Linked DNA regions of Homo sapiens: region 1 is linked to region 2. A link is a contact called in ENCODE Hi-C or POLR2A ChIA-PET data. All regions are on one chromosome and are shown on one strand. Each heading gives the region's core, a stretch centred on a gene start or an enhancer-like site at or near the end of the contact. The rest is flanking DNA. Distances are from core to core; before and after follow the strand shown.

Region 1 (4,485 bases), core at 1,916-4,415, 74 kb before region 2:
GGCTTAGAGTCAAAGTGTCAAAGATACAGGTGATCATCTGGTTACAAACTGTCTTTTTCAGATGGAAAACCCAGCTAGAAGAAAGAGGCTTGCCCAGTTCTCCTAATGATTGGAGCAGAGCTGACACGCCAAGGGCGTTTTCTTGCGGTTATTTTAAGGAAGCCACCTGAAATCTAAGACACTGTCCATGTGATCAGTGGCTTCAGTTCGAATGTTCCTCGGGGTCAGATCCTGGCCCGGAGCCTTTAACATGTGACCACGGGGTTGTGTTGAGCCCACAATTATCCAATTTAAAGCAATGTAAAAGACGTAGAACCAAACTACTGAGGGTGGCACATTCAGTCCTGGGAGAGGGACAGAGAAAACAGGTGGGGCATTCACGGTGGTCCCTGGAGCTTCAGCCACTCCAGAGGGTTCTGGAAGGCTCCATTGCCCACTCTCCTCTTTCCACACCCCCACCTCCACAACCTGTACTCCTCTCTGCCAGGAGCCTTGTCCTAGGCTTCAGGGTGGGAGAAGTCTCCGGTCCTGCCCCATTCCCACGGCCTCACCCCACTGACCTCCTCACTACCTTTCCCCTCTCCAAATCCGAAAAGGCTCTCCCATTGCCAGGACACTGAAGAATGGGAGACCCGCCATACAGTCCTGTCCTCAAGGAGCCTGTGGCTCAGGGAGAGGAGAGAAGGTCAGAGCTGCGCAGAGCTGGCGGTGCTTCCCCATGGTGAGTGAGCTCTCAGCAAAACGCCAGTGGAATGTGGAGATGGGCAGTGGTGGGAGTGGGGAGGAATGCTTAGCAGGGAAGAGGATAATGCCCATGAGCCCAGAGGGAGGAGTGGGATTTGTGACTGCGGAAGGCATTTAGGCTACAGGAATCACATGAGTCCCCTGGGGTCAAGTGCGCGCGCACGTGTGTGTGTGTGTGTGTGTGTGTTTGTGTGTGTGTGTTTGTGTGTGTGTGTGGTGTGTGTGTTTGTGTGTGTGTGTGTGTGCGCGCACGTGTGTGTGTTTGTGTGTGGTGTGTGTTTGTGTGTGTGTGTGTGTGTGTGTTTGTGTGTGGTGTGTGTTTGTGTGTGTGTCTGTGTGTGTGTTTGTGTGTGTGTGTTTGTGTGTGTGTCTGTGTGTGTGTTTGTGTGTGTGTGGTGTGTGTGTGTGTGTGTGTGTGTGTGTGTGTGTGTGAAGATGAGATATAGGCAAGGGTCTGTCATTAAGAGCTTGTATATCCAACAACTTTGACCTTCCCGTTGAAAACCGTGGGTTTGAAGGATTTTGAGGACAGAGGGCCTGGTGCCCTGAGGCGATGGTATAGGAACTTCCTGCTGTGTGGTGTGGAGGAAGGATGGGGGTGAGGAGGATCTGAAGGCAGACAGAAGGTGAAAGAGGCTCTTGCAATAGTCCAGGTGGGATGAAGGCCTGGGCTGAGGGAGAGATGCTGGGAATGCAGAAAGGGCAGGTTCCAGGGATATTTCAAAGTAATCACGAGGACAGTGAGAAAGAAGGAGTCAGAAACACAGGGCTGTGCCGGAGCAGCTGGTATTGGCTTGGGAGACTGATCGTGCATATCTTTTTCCAATTCTGCTTTCAGGGATGCAATGCTGGTAGCTTTAAACCAGCTACGGTAGAAGTATTAACACCACAGAAGTCAAGAGAGGCCTTTTCTCTGCAGAGAGCTGATTGTTAAACATTGACCAGCACACGTCTGCTGACACACCTGCGGCTTCTCCTGCTGTGGGTGGTCCTGAGGGCAGTGTTAGCTGGAGCTGCCTGAGGAAGCTTCAGAGGCAGGTGAGATGGGCTTTGGGCAAGGGATAGTTGTGGTAGCTGTGGGGTAAGGGAAGGCATTTCTGGTGAACCTAACGGTGTGAGCAGAGGCCCCCCTACTTTGGGGGTATCTTGGCACAGAGCAGGGAACTTAAGTGATACTCAGTGACGATCGTGGTCTATTGTTACCTAAATTAGGTCTTTACGTGTTGGTAGATTGGATGCACAAATGAAATGTTCCTTAAATCCTGACAGGTACATGGTGCCGGTTTGCCAAGAACCAGCCTATGTGTGCCAGGAGTTCAGCTTTACAGAGAGTGTTCCCTGAACCCAGCTGCCATGGTTCATTATTCACTTTAAGGGTGACTCAGAAATCAGCTTAGATTATTATTTAGCGGGAGAGGAAACTGAATCGCAGAGAGTGCTTCCGAGACTTTCTTAAGACCACAGCCAGTTAAACCTTCATCAGGATTAGGACTTTGGAGTGAGAACTTGTATTAGTTATCCACAGCTACATAAAACACTTCTCCCACATTAAAAAAAAAATAGTTAAAAAACTGCTTTTTTTTTCTTTTTCTTTTTTTTTTTTTTTTGAGACCAAGTCTCACTCAGTTGCCCAGGCTGGAGTGCAATGGTGCAATCTCAGCTCACTGAAACCTCCACCTCCCGGGTTCAAGCAATTCTCCCACCTCAGCCTCCTGAGTAGCTGGGATTACAGGCACCTGCCCTCATGCCTGGCTAATTTTTGTATTTTTGTACAGATGGGGTTTCACTATGTTGGCCAGGCTGGTCTCGAACTCCTGACCTCAGGTGATCCGCCCGTCTCGGCCTCCCAAAGTGCTGAGATTACAGGTGTGAGCCACCGTGCCCAGCCTTGTTTTGTTTTTAACTATGTTGCCCAGGTTGGCCTTGAACTCCTGGACTCAAGCCTCCTGAGTGGCTGTGAGGACAAGCACGTGCCACCAAGCTCGGCTTTTAAAAATCATTTTAAGTGGCTTACAACAATAATACACATTTATTATCTCACAATTCCTGTGAGTCAGGGATGCAGGAGTGATTTAACTGGGTGAATTTGACTTGGGGTCTCTCATGAATTTGCAGTCAAGATGTCAGCTTGGGCTGCAGTCATCTGCATGGGGCTGGAGGATCTGTTTCCAAGGGGCCCCACTCACAAGGCTGACAAATTAGCACTGGTTGCATTGGTTGTGGGCAGAAGGCTTTAGTTCTTCACGGGCTGTTGGCAGGTGGCTTTGGATCCTCACCAGGAGGGACTCTGTATGGGGCTGCTTGTGCATCCTCACAACATGGCAGCCAACTTCCTCCTGAGTGAATGATCCAGGAGAGATCAAGGTAGAAACTGCAATGCCTTTTATGACCTCACCTCAGAAGTCACACATCATCATTTCCACAATGTCACAGTGGTTATACAAGTGAGTCCTGTTCAGCGTGGGAGGAAATAACACAAGAGGCAAAGATCACTCGGGACCACCTTGTATATTGGCTACCACAGAACCCAACACAAGCAGTAAGTTAAAATCATGAAGCTCCTGACGTCAGAGGACATGGCTCTGCCATTTGTTAGGTAGGGATCCTGTTAAAGGCTCAGCTTCCTCATCTGGAAATGGAAATATAGGCCTTGCCTGGTTTGCTGTAATGGGTCGTGATGAGGACCAAACTACAAAGAGTGGTACAGATGTTAATTACAATGATTTTTCCTATGCCACCCATGGAAACAAAAATAGCAAGATAGAGAAGGCTAAATCCCAGTTTTTTTTGACTGCTATTCAGCAAAGCCTAGGAGACTTTCATGACACCTGGAGAGGCGGCCGTAGTGTATGTGTAAGAGTACCGGTTCCAGAGTGGGGCTCCCCGAGCTCAGCCCCACCACTTACCAACAGCGGACCTTGGGCCAGATGCTGAAGCCCTTTGTGCCTTGGTTTCCTGACCTATTACTGTGGAAATGATGACAGTACCCTCCTCATGGCATCGTGAGAATTAAATTAGCTAATTCAGGTGAAGCATTTAGAAGAGGACCTCCTGACACTTAATAACTGCTTGATATAAATAATAGCTTCTGCTACAGAGTGGCCATGAAGTCTGGACATGTAGATATTATATTATCATGCATCATAAGGTAATACCAACAAACCATTTATTATATATTCACCTGTTTCCAGATTTAATAGCCAACCTATATTAGTGCTCTGGTCCTAAATGTCCATGCAGTTTACTGTGCTCTTTGGTTGTATCTCTAATCCAGGTAGTTGATCTGGTGTGAGATTCCAACCTCGTGTGAGAGAGGAGAAGACCTTCATTACACTAATTCATGCTGGCCCAGCCTCCAGGCCACCCCAGATGTGAGGTGCTGTTAACACTGCTCTCAGGTGCATTGCTCAGCCCAGTGGGACCTTTTATGACACCAGCACACAGAGTAGAACAGATGTCCCTGTGCTAAGTTGATTTTGCAAACTGCAGTGGCCAGCCCCATAATGGCATAAAGATGTGCTTTACCCCAAAGGGGACAGGGTATTAGAAAACAGTTGAAAAGGCTTCTGAACAACATGTGAGGGTGCCCGGGAGAGGAATGCTCCAGATAGGGAAGGTCTGGGGCTGCAGAGATGTAGCCCATGTTAATAAGACACGTAACTCTGAGCACGTAAAACTCTTGAGCCTAGAAACTGGTAGCACTGATGGCGTTTAAATTACGTTATGAAACAACTCTTTGAA
Region 2 (4,789 bases), core at 762-3,261:
GGGCTCTAGGTTCTGACCTGCACCCAGCCACAAGCTGACTTGAGTCAAAAAGTCACAAAGTGTGACTTGGGGTTTCCTATCCCAGGATCTTGGCCAGAGCTTCATTTGGAAGCCCCAGAGACCTGGACCAGACTTGCAGGTAGACATTCACCAATGCGTGATTTGAGGGCTGCTCAAAGGGACCTCCCCACTTCCCACATGGAGCACTCTCGGGATTAGCCATCACCGGAAACTCCTTTCCCGCAGGACAGAGCCCAGACAACTCATTCTGTCTTCAAAAGCCACCACTGTCTGGCACCAACCCACTTTTCCAAACTCCACCTCCTGCGACTTCAGCCACATGGAACAAGCATGGACTGATGTTCTCTATACCTTTCCAACTCCAGCTCTTGGCTTCTGCTCTTTTCTCTGCCAATGAGGCTGTGCTGTCTATTACTGAGTAACAATATTACCATATACTTAGCACCTTTAAACAATACACACTTATTATCTCATAATTTCTGTGGGTCAAGAATTCAGGTGTGGCTTAGCTGGGTCCTCTGAAAGGCTGCAATGAAGATGTCAGCCAGGACTGTGGTCTCAATCCAAGCTTCAGCTAGAGAAGGATCTGCTTCCCAACTTCGCATATGTTGGTAAGATTCAGGCTCTTGCAAGTGATCGGACCAAGGCCCCCAGTTTGTTGTTGGCTGTTGGCTGGAGGCTGCCCTCAGTTTCTAGCTGGTTGTGGGCAGTTGCCTTGAGTTCCTTGCCACATGAGCCTCCTCAACATGAATGCTTGCTTCTTCAAAGCTGGTGAGAGAGAGGCTCTTCTAATAAGATGGACTGTACAAGCTCACATTATGTAATCACAGAAGCAACAGCTGTCACCTTTGTTATACTTTATTGCTTAGCATCAAGTCACAATTCCTGCTGATACTCAAAAGGTAGGGATTACATCAGGGCGTGGGCACCAAGAGGTGGGGATCATGGGGCCACTTTAGCCTCTGTCTCCACCCATCTCCTTCTCCCAACCTCCCTGTCCACTCTAGAAACAGCAACCTAGTAAAATTCATGAAAGCTTCCCTTAGTCACCTCAACCACAGGGCTTTGCTTACATCGTTCTTTAGTACTTCATTCATTTATTCAACAAAATACATATTGAGCATCTGCCGTATGCCTGGAGCTAGAGGTAGTATAGTATAATGGTTAAGGCTTCAAGTTCTGGAATCAGAGTCTCTTGTTCCAAATCCTGGGTCTCCACTTCATGCTGGGTCTCAATAAACTCATCTCTAAATAACACTAGGAGATTTGTAAGTTTGAAGGTTAATTTTATGTGTCAACTTTCCTGGGTCATGGGGTGCCCAGGTATGGGGTCATACATTATTGTGGGTATTTTTGTAACATTTAATGTTAATCTCATCCAAAATTAATAATAAGGTGAGTGGGCTTTATCCAGTAAGTTGAAGTCCTGTGTGGAACAAAAGTCTGACCCTCCCCCTAGTAAGAGAGAATTCTTCCTATTTGGTGGCCTTTATCAGAACTTCCTGGTTCTATGGCAGCTGTCATCCTTCTGACTTGAACCGGAACATCAGCTCTGCAGATTTTGGACTTGCCAGTCTCCATAACTGTATAAGTCAATTCCTTATACTAAATCTCTTTTTATATATCCCCTATTGGTTCTGTTTTTCTGGAGAACTTGACTCATACAGTTAGGCTAAATGAAATCACACATGTAGAAAACAGCATGGAGCTGGGCTCCTAGTAAGAAATCAATGAAGATTAAATTTTATTTTAGGGGCTGGAGAACCAGTAATGATTCAGTGGGCTGTTGTCCAGCCTTCATGGAGCCCATGCAGCCTTTCTCATGAGTGATTGCGTGTGTGCCGTACCTCCCCAGCAGGGCTCCAGGGACGTGTCTGAGAGCAGATCACACTGTTTGTCTTCTCTGTCACCTGCCTTGCCCCTAGCTTGGGTCTGGAACACTCAGGGCTTCAGTGACTGGGCGCAGGATGGATGCCCTCCAACCCAACACCCCTTGGCAGTATGCCATCGGCAACAGGGCAAATCTACTTGATGCCAGTCCTCACGCCCCCTCCGTGCAGCCAGCCACGCTGGTTTTCCAGCTTCCACATTTGTCATGTAGTGTGCTCAGATGCTCCGTTCTTCCTCTTCATTCTGTGGATGAGAAATTATGGCCAACCAAGAGTTCTGCCTTCCTCCTTCCGTGCTTGCTGCTTGATGAAAGTGGGTTGCTAGTGTGTCATGTGGATACATTTCTCAGTCTGAGAACACAGGGAGTGGTGCTGAGAGTGAGTGGGCAGAGGGTGAAGGGTGGTGCCTGGGAGGGGAGAGCTAGAGCCTCTGAAACCACATGGTGGACATTTGCCTTTGATTGTTTGCTTGCCCGGAATCTGACCTGTGCTCTCCTACGTTGTGAGAATCCTCACTGTGTGCGTCTTACTGGGAGGCAGGGCTCTGTCATACACAGTGAAAGCCAGAGGCCCAGACTGCCCTTTCTCTAAGTGCTGGCATCCAGGGCCTGGGCACTAAGGCAGATTTGGTTTTAGGCTGCTGGCTTGGGTTAGTTTAGGATAACTCTGGTTATTTCGGGTTATTGCAGAAGTCCTAGACAGATTGGAGAGATCAGCCCATCAAGTATATGCTGATCTGGGGTTCATAGAGAATCCAAAACAGTATACTCTCTGCAGTCAACATTTTCTCAGCTCAGACTTTGCTTCCCAACATCCTTTTATTTCTTTTTTGTAGGGAAGCTGAGGGAGAGGGTAAAACTGCAATTAGCTGCCTGCCCTTACTGTCTGGGCCTGTACCCAGCTCATCGGGACTGTGTTCGCAGTGTTCACATGGTAAACGTGTCACCAGGGGCAAACTGCAGCCTCAAAGGCAGGGAGTGGGATAGGAAAACTGGGCTATAAATAAGTCAGAAAAGCAGCTTTTTGAAAAAGGAGTGGCTACTTACAAAACTTAGGATTCTCGAACTGGAAAGAACCTTGGAAATTTAGAAATGGAATCAGAGTTGGAATCTACCTCAGGAGTTTAGGCCAATTATGCGAATTCCTTTCTTTTTGGAGTGATTGGCTGAGGCGTGGGAATATGACTTCACCCTAGCCAATGAGATGGAAAGGGGAGCCTGGGAGGACATCTGGGAATGTTTCCTTCATTCATAAAAAAAAATACCAAATACTTGCTTTTTCCTATATCTGAGTGCGTTTGTATGAGGGAATGTCACCTGCAGCCGTGGGTGCCATCTTGGACCAGGAAGGGGAACCCAAGAAAATCCCAGATAAGCTAACCCGGAACTCACCCAATTTAAAGACTCACCTTCAAGCAGACTTCAAAATCCCGATACAATACATTCCTTGACTTTGTCTGACTCCTTCCTGGACACCCCTAAGACTCAGTGGAAGTAGCACTCTCCCTTGCTGAGGTAAGAATAAATACAGTTGTTTCTTATCAACAGGTTGCTTTGGTGATTTTTGGGGAGCCAGCATTAGACACCAGCAAACAATAGGAAAAATTAGTGGGATGTTGTCCAGGCTTCATGGAGCTCATGCAGCCTTTCTCATGAGTGATTACGTGTGTGCTTTACCTCCCCAGAGGGACTCCCTCGTCTCCCTCATTTACTCTGGCTTGTAGGGGAAGATCATGCTCCAGCCCTTTGAGTTGCCATGTGTCTTCCTTCCACAGTTTCCAAGGGGCCTCCGGGGGCCTGTCTCCTTTCACACTCTCTTGTCTTCTTGCAACTTGGACTTTTCTCCCTGGAGCTGGAGAAAGGAGAAGCCATAGAATTGCCTGACCTGCCCACCCCCCACCCTTCCCACCCTTCCCCACCCTCGTTCATGTGATACCGTTTCTTTTACTCAAATGCTTTTTTTCTCTCTCCCAATACACAGATGATGGAATATAGGAATACCGGTAGACACATAGGCAGAGATTGCTTTTTCATCCCAGGAGGCTCAGCATTTTCCCACTCAGTTATTGAGCTTTTACAAGCCGCTGTTCAGGATGGTCAGACTCAGTTTTTTAGCACACCAGTAATTGCTTCTTTCTTTTTTCTTGGGGAAATTTTAGGCCACACTTTCTGTAGCAGCCCATGCTCCAATTGGACTAGCTGTGGAACAATTAGTTTCATAAATGAATGTGTCTGGAAAATGGATTCCAAAGTCCTCTGTCTGGTGTGTGACCTTGAGCTGTGTGATCTTGGACGAGTCCCTTTTTTTTTTTTTTTTTTTTGTGAGCCCAGGTTCCTCCTCTGTCAAAGAGAGAGTTGGGCTAGATGATCTCCGAGGGCTCTATGGCTCCTTGAGATCCTGCAGTTCATTGATTCTATGCCTCAAGGGGAAAGCATTTAGAGGGAAATGATTTGTTTTTAATTATAGAAACAAAACACGCTTCTTATTGTAAAAATTAGAACAAGTCAAAAGTATGCAAAACCTAACACATTGGTGTTCCTTCTTTGCTCCATAAATTCCCCTAGAGAGAGTCTTTTGGGGGCAGTATTTGCCAAGAGCACTCAGTGCCTGCTTTTTGATGATGTTGACACCAATGACTTCCAATTCACTGAGATAACTAAGGGCTGTTTTGAGAAGCAACTGTTTGTGTTCTTATCGTTTCCCTTTCCTTTGGAGGAAAATTGCAGAAGTTTTTTTGTGTTGTTTAAGGGTTGCAAAGCTCTGCTGCCTGTGACCACGCCTATGTCTTTGTCAGAAAATAGGACACATAATCCTGGCCTTAGCCCAAGACTCAGATTTGTGAGGTGCGTGTCTTCAGGAGGGCCTGTGACCAGGGTGCT

Evidence for each region. Hi-C counts contacts between places; a loop is a spot of excess contacts on that map. ChIA-PET counts read pairs that join two places held with the same protein, here RNA polymerase II (POLR2A).
Region 1: a map of Panc1 shows a loop between it and region 2 (3-fold over the local background). The contact joins the promoter of LINC01968 here to the enhancer-like site in region 2. A Hi-C loop is called at or near these places in 3 of 168 maps with a recorded cell type or tissue (CD14-positive monocyte, Panc1 and endothelial cell of hepatic sinusoid). POLR2A ChIA-PET finds 5 or more read pairs at or near these places in 2 of 52 experiments (T-cell and activated CD4-positive, alpha-beta T cell).

The regions. Positions count from the first base shown.
Region 1 is chr3:194,705,256-194,709,740 of GRCh38, forward strand. LINC01968 (long intergenic non-protein coding RNA 1968) reads left to right here and starts at 3,166. Exons shown (of 4, transcript NR_037891.1): 1 at 3,166-3,892. LOC105374292 (a long non-coding RNA gene) reads left to right here and starts at 318. Exons shown (of 6, transcript XR_001741084.2): 1 at 318-721; 2 at 1,583-1,782.
Region 2 is chr3:194,780,885-194,785,673 of GRCh38, forward strand. LINC01968 (long intergenic non-protein coding RNA 1968) reads left to right here. Exons shown (of 4, transcript NR_037891.1): 4 at 1-1,284. The region is part of intron 3 of LOC105374292 (a long non-coding RNA gene); the gene reads left to right. Among named protein-coding and RNA genes, the nearest start is that of LINC01972, 15 kb to the left of the region's middle. RefSeq lists an enhancer at 1,749-2,948. Within about 2 kb of position 2,012, at least 2 of the 41 ENCODE cell types and tissues checked have a DNase peak (open chromatin) inside an H3K27ac peak, as active enhancers do.